Linked DNA regions of Mus musculus: region 2 is linked to region 1. The links are chromatin contacts, found by POLR2A ChIA-PET in ENCODE. All regions are on one chromosome and are shown on one strand. The core of a region is the stretch at or near the end of the contact, and the rest is flanking DNA. Distances in the headings are between cores, read along the strand shown. Region 1 holds the start of Tinagl1 (tubulointerstitial nephritis antigen-like 1). Region 2 holds the start of Serinc2 (serine incorporator 2).

Region 1 (5,779 bases), core at 2,334-4,833:
CTTGAATGAACTTCCCTTAGATACTCAGAAACTGGAACATGGCTGAACCTTCTCCGGTCTCTGATGTTTGAGGGTCCCACCAAAAAGAACTCACCTATGTCCCACTTTCCCCTCAGTGGTACCCCTTCTGAGTGCATAAGTCTCTTGTTTGTCTAATACTCCATCATAAAGCCAGGCGCCCCCCACTTATCTTCCCTCTTTGTGTAACATCCATGCCAGTTTGGCGTGACATCGTATGTGTTGCTTTCCTGTGTCCTCTGGGAGACTACAAGCTCCCATGGGTCTGTCTCCCTCCAGCTGTAACCTCCTGGGCCCAACACAGTGCCTTCGACACAGTAGGTCTTCAGTAATTAGGCATCAGCTGGAGGCCTGAATTCTAGGGATTCTACAATGTTTTTACAAGCTCATAACTCTGCTATTACAAGATGCTAACCAGCCTCCTTCCAGGCACCCCAGGGCATCTGCCTCCAATGCCACCTTATAAGGAGCCTCAAGGGGAGCCAAGCCCCAATATGGCTGGGTCTTTAGCCCTGATGTCTGCGGGTGGTGCTCAAGCGAGCAGGAGGGGGCTGTGGGGATAGGGATGCCCCCTCTTTTACCTTCCTCAACACTCCTCAACATGACCTGAGGAAGAGTCCCTGTGTGGTGATGTCCAGCCTGGAAGGCATATAGACAATCTTCCCCTCGCAAGTGGGATGGATACTTGCGGCACTCAGGCACCAGGACCTGTCCTGAAGGGGTCAGCTAATGCTTTCCAGTCCTCATCTCATGAGCCCCAGGGCTGTTCAAGCAGGTCTAGACAGGACTGGTAACAGCAGGTCCCAGCATTCCAGAGGGGCCTGGGACAGCAATTGAAACGTTAACCCCTTGGCAGCCACCCTATCAGAGCAGCAGAATTCTGCAGACACCCCGCCCTTCTGAGCACACGCACGCACACACACACACACACACACACACACACACACACACCCTCCCTCACCCAGACACATGCCAGCACCCACGGACACATGGTCTCCCTGTTCCCACAGTGACCCCGGCACCCCTCACCCATGAGGCAAAGCAAACAGCTATGTGCAACACATTCCAAAAAGTTTCCTTCTCCCAGGGGCCTCTCAGTCCAGGCAGAGGGAGGGGTGGGGCAGGTTCAGGGCAGCAGAGACCCTTCTGTTTCCAGTAAGGTCTCCATAGTTGCCACCTGATCTACTTCCCAGCTCTGAGGATGGGCTAGCCATGGCCCCTTCCTCCCCCTGCCTGGAACTGGGGGTTTGGGGGTAGGGAGAGGGCACATTCCAGGGAAGGCCCTGCTGCAGGCCACTGGCTGATGGCCAACGCAGTCATCCCTGACCCTTCATCCCGCCCAGGACAGCGGATGCTGCAGAGGTTTCCTTCCTGGCGTCCCCTTGGACTCTCCTGTGACAGCAAGCCCAGCTGGGAAGGTGGCCAGCCCAAACCAGGAGGAGTGGAGAAAAACTTCTGGCTTAGGTGTGGCCCCCAGCCAACCTAACGATGGCTGACCACTCCCAGGCTTGTGACTAGAATCTTATTATATGAGATGGCGTGGTCAGTTTGAAAGTTTCCACATTACAGATGAAAACACTTGAGGCCCAGAGAACAAAAAGAACTCATCCCTGGGAAATGGGTGATAGGGGTTGGGGCCAAGTCTGTTTGCCACATAGCGATCAAATTGAGTCCACCCCAATCTCTCACACTCACCATCGATTGCAGTTGTCCCAGTAGGTTCCGAAGACTGGGTAGATCCGGCCCCCATGCATGCACCCTACCAGAGGGAGAGAAGGAAAGAAGAAATGGCTAAATCCTCGAGGATTTTTTTTTCAGTGTTGCTTGAAAGAGTCAAGTAAGACTACACGAGGGACTTCAGGAGGAGCAGCCCCAAACCTCCCGAGCTGGTGGTAATCACACACCAATCCCAGCCCAACGAAATCTAGAGACAAACTACATCCCAAACTACATCCTAGAACATCCACGGGTTCCCACACAGGGTGCCACACACAAGCTGTTCAAGGACTCCGTTTGGGTCCATGTCGTTTCACCTGGATGCCAGCCATGACATTCCTGGTACCCTTTGTCACTCAAATGAGTTGGGACTTGCCCATGGGCATGGAAGGAGCTTTAGGAAAGAAACTGAAGCCCAGGTAAGGCAAGCAACTCCTTTTAAAAGGCCCAGCATTTTGATATAAAGCAACTAAGGCATGGGTTTTCCTTAGCCCAAAGCCCAGCAGGGTTTGGGATGCGACAGGAAGGACTTCCGTAGTTCTCCTACTGGGACAGGGAAAGGACACGTGCAGGCCATTCTCAGAGGTGCTGAATCCTAAGTGAGGTCTCTGGCTATGACAACCTGGCTGGGCCCTTCGTGCTCTATCAGCCTCAGGATGAGTCAGCAGGTGGGGCTGCCACCTTCCCCATACTGACTGAGAGATAGTGCTGGAGCCTGTCTGCCCTGCCCTAGGGCCTAACAGGACTATTTTTTTTCAGTGTTGCTTGAAAGAGTCAAGTAAGACCACACGAGGGACTTCCAGAGGGGCAGGAAACAGGGTGAGGATTTCTTTTCTACATTTTTCAAAGCCTGGAAATACCCATTATCAGCCTTGTTCCTGAGCCTCGTTGGGACTGGGAGTGACAAGGTGGCCGCTCTGCTGGCCATCTCGGTGCCCACCTTGGACGGGAGGGAAGGGGGGTGGAATCCCGAGGCAGAAGTCCCAGAAGTCGGGGCAGCAGTCAGAGACGGTGCGGTTGCAGAAGAGGTCACAGTAACAGGTGGCTCCCAGGTAGGGCAGGGCACACTCGTCAGCACGGCCTCGACAGCACATGTCCTGCTCTTGGCAGTATCTGCCACCGGCGTCCCGGATGCCCCGCAGGTGCAGCCCTGGCGCCAGCTCCCTGCGCCAACGACTCCGCCGGGCCTCCAGGGCAGCCTGGCCAGCCAGCAGCAGCAAGAGCAGCCCCAGCCAACATCCCCACATGGTGCCTCCTAGACCCGAGGAGAACAGAGGTCAGGGGTCAGAGGTGTTGGCTTCTGGAGACTCCCTAACAAACGTCAAGGGTGGGTCTCCCTTCACACGTCCTGGAGCTTTCCTAGGAGGCTCAGCAAAGCGGGGAACCCTGACTCCCGAGTCTCCGGGAGGGAAAAGACAGCACTAGATGTCAGTCCACTCATGGGACAAGAAGTAGACCCCCCTCCCTGACCTGTTTAGGGACTGTCATGGACAAGGAAATGGGACCTTGACATTTCCAACACGCATTCTCCTCTCCTGCCCTTGGTCCCTCTACCTCTCTGACGCATCTGAGTTGGATTGTTGACTCTGTGTTTCCTCCTTATGCATGCCCCCGCCCTTCTGTCCTTGTGTCCCTCTGACCCTCTGCTCTGCGTCCCTCTGACCCTCTCCTCTGTGCCTCTCTGCCCTGGGTCCTTCTCCCTCAGTGTGCCCCCTCCTCGCTGCTCCTTCTCTCAACACCCTCTACCCTCTGATCAGGGAGAGTCCCTACCTGGTGAGGGGTGTGGGCTGGACCCAGGCTGCCCTGCGCGCCTCCGCCTCCAAGCTCGAGACTGCCAGACCGAGTCAAGTGAGGAGCGCAGGGCGGGACGCTTTTTGTACCGCCCTGCCGGCAGCACCCGCCCCAACCCCGGACTGTGGGAGGGGAGGGCGGGGCCCACTTGTAGGTACCTGGAGTAGCCCTTAGCTCCGAGGGAACGGCTTAAGGACAATGTGTACGCGACTGTCCTCCTTGAGGGATCTCTTGTCAATGGAACCCTCTTCTTAGGGAGCAGAACTGCAACTCACGGAGAAAGAATTGTGGACTGATAGTAGGAAGGACTTTCCCAGCGATTTTACGAAGCTGAAAACGTGAACAGAAGCGGGCGAGGAGGCAGCTACGATCAGAGTTCAGGACTTGATAGGGACCAAGAGCTAGGGGCAAAAATCTCTAACCCCCCCCCCCAACCCGGCCCTCCAGGAAGAAAAATAGCCAGGCACATCCTTGACCCAGTGACCCTGGGCTGGGGGCCACTCCAAGCCACAGCAGCTCCCAGGAATGACAGGAATTCCCAAGGGATGATTCAGGAAGCTGCCTAGGCTCACGGAGCTCCGGGCAGCTCCTCCCCAGGAGGTGGGTGCGGTGCGGAGTCTGAGCTTACCCAGCCGCCCCTTGTGGGGTCTGCCCTCCCCCAGTGATGGGCACCTTGCCCAACACTGCCCCCTCCACCAGGCCCAAGGGCATCCTTCTTGGCCCAAGGTCCCGTGGCGGGCCCCACATCAAGGGCCCTGGCAGCTGGGGCCCCCTGCAGAGCCCCTTTCCGTTTCTGGTCTAACCTTTGCCTTGCCCTCACACAATGGGGCTTCTGTCCCTTGAGGCCTTCCGGCTGTCACTTTGTGCCTCCCCATTGTGCAAGCTCCTTCTTCCAACAGATTGGGCCCAGGGCCAGAGGACTCTCTAGGTGGAGGAAGGACACCACACCTAGACAGTTATCCTAGCCTTCTCTGGGGCAAGCAGGAGCGCGGGGATTCTCTTAGTTCTCCGAGACACCTCCCCTTAGCTGTCACTCTCTGCAGAGAGCAGTCAGTACAAGGGATTCTTGTGACCGAGCTACCCCCTGCTGTGAGGCAAGGGTGGTGAGGCACCAGGGGGTGCGGAAGCACCCAACATACAGACCTATCCATTCGTACTCTGAAAGGATCTGAGAGCACGAAGCCTAAAAGATAAACTGAGGCTCAAGAGAACAGACAAGGTCTGGATGCAGCTTCCTTGATAGAGTGCTTGCTTAGCGTGTACAGAGCCCTGAGTTCGTGTTTAGCATCGTATAAAAACTGTGGGGCTGGTGAGAATGGCTCAGTGGGCAATGGGGCTTGCCACTATACTGACGACCTGAGTTCAGCCTCTGGAATCTAGACGATGGAGAGAGAGAATAGAGTCCACAAAGCCATCCTCATAAGTCTAATGCACACAGACTGTATGTGTGCACGCATGCACATACACACCACACACACACACACACACACACACACACACACACACACACACACTTGTGCTGTAGCACATGTCAGTATTCCCAGCACTCAGGAACTGGAGGCAGAAGGATCAGAAGTTCAGGTGTGTAGCCTGTTCAAAGCCACCTTATGCTATGTGAAACCAGGAAGTGGGCGTGGCGGGGGGTGGGGGGCAGGGCACAAGTGAGTGCAGACTTATCCAAGGTTCCACAGCCAGAACACAGGCTACCCAGTGTATTCTCTCTCCTGAGGCACCCTTAGTCATATGACAGGTCTCAAGATCCTGCTGGCTGGGAAGCCCCCCCTTTCCTATTCAATCTCGATTCATCAAATCGAAAGGCAGATAGATCCCTCAGAACTGCCAACATCATCTCCCCTGGGAGGAGACTGGCTTCAACAGAACAGGCCTGGTACCTGCTTTCATGGGTCAGTCTCAAAATTCTGAGGGCTAGAGGCCATAACATTGGGTCTACCTTTGCCAAAGAGCACCCCTTCCCTGTGAGCTGCTGTGTGTGATTTCTCTCTCTCTCTCTCTCTCTCTCTCTCTCTCTCTCTCTCTCTCTCTCTCTCTCTCCCCCTCTGGCACTCACTTGCGTGAGTGAGTGTGTGTGTGTGTGTGTGTGTGTGTGTGTGTGTGTGTGTGTGTGTCTTGCTATATCCCCTGTGTGCCTCTACCTTTTTTTGGCTCTCTTTTGGTTCTTGCCTGCCTACGGAATTACCTGTCTACCTGCTATGCTCCTGTGTGTCCGTGCCCTTAGAGCTGTGTGGACAGTGTG
Region 2 (5,016 bases), core at 1,724-4,223, 100 kb after region 1:
AACAACATTCCATGGGCTAGGGTCCCGGGCTGAAGGAAGAGAAAGAGATCTGAGCACAAGCATCTATCTCTCTCCACTTCCTGACTGCCGGGGCCATGTGACCAGCGGCCATAAGCTCCTGCTAAAAGTCTGTTCTGCCTTAATAGACAGACCCCTCCAGCCTGAGCCAAGATAAACCCTCCTCCCTTCCTTAAGTTGCTTTTGTTGGGCATTTTGTTGCAGCAAGGAAAGTAAATACTTATAAATAAATAAGTATCCTTCTTACACTGCTGGGCCTGAGTCACCAGGTAGCTCCATTCCTGGGTGCCGACCTATAATAAGGATAGAATGAGTGGTGGTCATGGTTGGCATAGTCACCTCTAAAACAGGATAGCAATGCCAGAGGGCTTCATGGAGAGTCAGTGAGAGAGCACGATCCTCGATCTTAGTTCAGCACCTGGCACACTAAATGTCAGAGGAAACAGGGGCAGGTCCTTCACAGATGTTAGACACTAAGTAGCTTCAAGTCTCCCCCAGAATGTGGTGGGGGTGTGGATGAGAGAAGACACCTGGACCAAGAGTGAGATTTTTTTTTCCCAGAGGGGAATATATATCCCAGGCTTGCTTGACAATCACTATGTAGTAGAAGCAGATCTTGAAATTCTGCCTCTACATTCTTTTTTTTTTTTTAAGATTTTATTTATTTATTTCATGTATGTGGGAACATTGCCACTGTCTTCAGACACACCAGAAAAGGGCATCAGATCCCATTACAGAAGGTTGTGAGCTACTGTGTGATTGCTGGGAATTGAACTCAGGACCTCTGGAAGGGCAGCCAGTCAGTGCTCTTAACTTCGGAGCCATCTCTCCAGCCCCTGCCTCTACATTCTGAATACTGGGGTGGCAGACATGCATCACTACACCTGGCTTCAGACTCTTAAAAATTATATTTTAGATTTTTTTATGTGTATGAGTACGAGCACGCAGTGCCCGAGGGGATCAGAAAGGTCATCATGTCTCTTGGAACTGGAGTTACAAATGATTGTGAGTTGCCATGTGGGTGCTGGGAAGCCACCCTGGGGTCTCTGAGTCAACAGCCAGTGCTCTTAACTGCTGAGCCATCTCTCAGTTCCCTGACTTCAGATGTTAAACCCGACCAGGAAGCCGAGGGTCTGAGCAGTCCTGGCTGGCCTCAGCTCCGTAGACTGCAGACTGGGTGACTCAGAGCTGATCTTGGCTCTGTTCTCCGGATGGAATTCTCCACCTACGTCTCCTCCTGGGTGACAACAGCTCCCACAATGCCCACTCACTGTACACAGGAGCTGGGCGGCAGTTTCCACCTTTCATCTGCCCATATCACCAAGAGTATACCAAAGGAGGTACTGCGGTGGCCTTCAGTTCAGGCATGGAGAGATCAGGATAGAAGGATTGGCTGAACTGCCCTCACAACCCCTCTCCCAGTAGGACACGGGTAACCAGGCAAGACCAGATGGGAATCATGGTCTGTGAGTGGGAACGTCTCCCTCCCTAACCAGGAAGCAAACCCGTCCCAGGAAGGGGTATGAGCATCAGCAAGGAATAGCCTTACTCTGATCTCCTGTTCAAGCTTCTCTCTCTCTCCCTCTCTCCCTCTACCCGTCTCTCCCTCTCCCCCCCCCCCCCACTTCAGTGGAAAGAGAGGCCCAAGAGAGGACAAGAGCTGTGTCCAGGGACCCACGCCACTGCCTCCCCAGACTGAGCTCACTCTCAGAAAATGGCTACAAAGAAAACCTCTAGATGCGCAGCTCTCTCCTGGGCACCCGCTCCTAACACGCACACAAATCAGGGACAAAGGATGCAAGTCCTGAACGAACCTTCCTACAGCAGCCAGCCGCGGGAGCCCTCTCCGCCCCTCTTTGTGTGGGGCCAGAAGGGGAGGGAGCTGTCTGAAAGAGCCTCAGATTTAATGAGGGGAAGAAGGAAAAGAAAGGGGGCTGGGGAAGTGGGGGCCTCCCGGCCGGTTATGGCCGGCCGGGTCCCCTCCCCTGTGCTGGTTGCTGCCCCAAAACAGAGCTGGCCTCCCGCCTGGTCCCCAACAGTGGCGACCAGGTGGACACACGCAACCTCCCTCAATTTCTGGATCTTTCCAAATCCAAAGTTTGGCACAGGTAGTCAGTGACAACCGACACCAACCTCGCTCAAGAGCGGGATGGGGGGGGGGGGGCTCCTGCCCACCCTTCTTACCCAACCCCCATCTCCTTTCCAGCTCGAGCTGGAGGGAAAGGGTCCAGCGCTTGCAGGGGGGGTGCCCTAGAGTGAGCGGGCCAGACTGCGCGCCGAAAGAGGATGCAGACGGAGCTGGTTACGACGACGTTCAGACAGACAGACAGTGCCCGAATCCTAGAGAAGTGAACGGGACAAACACAAAAGAACAGACTAAGCCAGGCGACAGGGGCAGACAGAATGACAGACGCTCTGCCAGAAAGACAGTAAGCTCAGCGGGGCCGGGACCCTACCAGTTACACAAAGAGTCCCGCGCCCTGGAGAGAGACGCGCCACGCAACCTGGGGGTGCTCTGAGCTGGGGAGCGCGCAATGGCCGCGGGGCTCCCCGCACCCGCTGCCGGCCTCAGTATCCCGGTTCTCGGAGTGACGGCGCCAAAGGCGCCCGGCCGCGCCCCACCCCTCCCCCGCGGTCACCCGAGCCGCGACACCAGCTGTCCAGCGCACCGCGGCCGAAGCGGAGCAGCTGGGGGATGAGGATAAGAAGGGCATCGGTGGGGCCTCTGAAAGGCAAGTTTGGAGGAAGCAAAAAGAAGAAAGTACTTGGAGGAAGAAGGTAGAGAAAAAGTGAGCGGGGCCGCGGCAGGGACGAGGTGGGCACTCACGCAGCTGAGCAGGGAGCAGGCCCCGAGACAGGCCCCCATGGCGGTGAGGGGCGCGGGGCTCGGGGCACCGGCCTCGGATCCCGGATCCGGTGGGACTCCAGGCGCTTGGCTGGCCCCACCCCAAACCCATCCCCGCCCCAGCCCCGCCCCACCTGCCGAAGCCGCTCGTCACTTTCCGGCGACGCTCGGGGCCTCCTAGGACTCACCTGGGACAGGTACTGGCGCCAGACATTTCCTAAAGAGGTTGAGATGGGGAAAGTCCAGCAACGACAGGGGCACAGCCCAACTCAACTCTGAGCTAGGATTGTCTGCTGAACCAAAGCGAGGATTTGGAAATACATCTGGATTTGAACTTCATAGGAGCCATTGTGTGACCGACCCCAAATACTGTCATTGTTAGAGGAAGTAAGAGGTGGTCTTCCCTGATGCCCTTGGATCTTGGCGGAAAACCTCGGCCCAATCTATGGGTGCTCAATGGTAAATTACTAGGCAAGGGGGTGGGGGGATGGTAATGTAGCTGAGTCGGTAGAGTGTTTCCAGAGAATTCATGAAGTCCTAGGTTTGATCCACATAAAACTGGGCATGGTGGCTCTCGCCTGTAACCCAGCACTCAGGAGGCAGGAATCACAAATTCAAAATTATCTTTGGCTGCATAGCCAGATCTAGGTCAGCCTGGGTTACATGGGATCCTGCCTACGGAAAGAAAGAAGAGAAGGACAGACAGAGGGAGGATAAGGGAGGCTACTTTGCTTCTCTGAGTCTCAGTTTCCCCTATTGAAACTAAAGGTGCTAACCTCATGGGGCTGTTAGAACACACAGCAACTGCTCCATGAATAAAAGCCTGTGTCATTCCCATCCCTGTTAAGGCCCCAGATTCGTACTTGTTTAGACCCTCTCCTCTCCATCCACCTTGTCTTCAAACTCTGGACCTGTCTTGGATCACACACACACACACACACACACACACACACACACACACACGAGAGAGAGAGAGAGAGAGAGAGAGAGAGAGAGAGAGAGAGAGAGAAACACAGATAGATATACAGAGAGAGAGAGACAAATACACACACACACACACACACACACACACACTGCTCAGCACTCCACACACACACATATACACATAAGAGAGACAGACAGACAGACAGAGATACACACAGGCACACACACTCACTGCTCAGCACTGCACACAGAGAGACAGAGACAGAGGCAGATAGACATACACACAGAAAGAGACACATACACACAGAGAGAGACACATACAGAGACACACACACACACACTCTGTTCAGCACTCCTCACTCCCTATCTGTGTACAGCCATGACCTCCTAGCTAAGGAGGTCACTGGGTGAGAGGGCATCCTGGCAGGTCATCCCCAGGATCGGGTGTGAGGCGCAGCAGCAGAGTTCTGTAATTATGGTAGCTCACCCCAGCCTTCTCCCCCACCAACTCTAGACCAGATAATGTTAGGGAAGGAAGTCCATAGGTTTGGCTGGCCGCAGGGGCCAAAGATCCGGCCTAACTGCTTCCCCGAGTGATTCATACAGCACCTGGCTGAGCTGGTAATTGTGCCAGGGCTGTTCCGCAAATACCCTGCACTTTCCCTCCTCCACACGTCAGCCCACCTGGTGCCTTCCTCCTGAAAGTCCTTCTCCTTGTCCACCTGTGGTGCCTTCAAAGCTTTGCCCACATCCCACATCTTCTAGATGAAGAGAACCAGATCCTCCAGCCCAGGACCCAGCCTGACTGGAAATGAACCTCGGCCCACTTCCCTGGCACATCTACAACAGCAGACCTCACATATAATTCAACTTAGTGGAGCGCAAGCAAGAGCCCCACACTCTTTCATGGCACCGTTTGAGTCCGTGTTTGTCCCAAAAAAGACTCATTCCCTGACCCAATTCACACATGAGGAAAACGGAGGTTTGTGTTATTGGTAAACTTAGCACTGACCAAAGGCTGGTTGTGGTCACAGAAATCGCTGCTATTGCTGCTAGGAGGCCATTAAGGGTGGCCCTGACTTCAGATCCCCAAAGCCTGTCCTTAGCCATTCATACCTCTCTTGGAAAGTAGAAGAGATTGAAAACAATCTCTTCTCTCTCTCTCTCTCTCTCTCTCTCTCTCTCTCTCTCTCTCTCTCACACACACACACACACACACACACACACAC

Evidence for each region. ChIA-PET counts read pairs that join two places held with the same protein, here RNA polymerase II (POLR2A).
Region 2: POLR2A ChIA-PET joins it to region 1 with 10 read pairs in Patski. The contact joins the promoter of Serinc2 here to the promoter of Tinagl1 in region 1. POLR2A ChIA-PET finds 5 or more read pairs at or near these places in 3 of 5 experiments (Patski and embryonic stem cell).

Annotation. Positions count from the first base shown.
Region 1 is chr4:130,171,219-130,176,997 of GRCm38, forward strand. It overlaps Tinagl1 (tubulointerstitial nephritis antigen-like 1), which reads right to left and starts at 3,584. Exons shown (of 12, transcript NM_001168333.1): 1 at 3,505-3,584; 2 at 2,675-2,989; 3 at 1,714-1,777. The coding sequence starts at 2,981. It overlaps Gm52490 (a long non-coding RNA gene), which reads left to right and starts at 2,104. Exons shown (of 3, transcript XR_003955116.1): 1 at 2,104-2,153; 2 at 2,494-2,553.
Region 2 is chr4:130,272,613-130,277,628 of GRCm38, forward strand. It overlaps Serinc2 (serine incorporator 2), which reads right to left and starts at 2,974. Exons shown (of 10, transcript NM_172702.3): 1 at 2,846-2,974. The coding sequence starts at 2,884. Gm34957 (a long non-coding RNA gene) reads left to right here and starts at 663. Exons shown (of 2, transcript XR_376686.3): 1 at 663-3,322.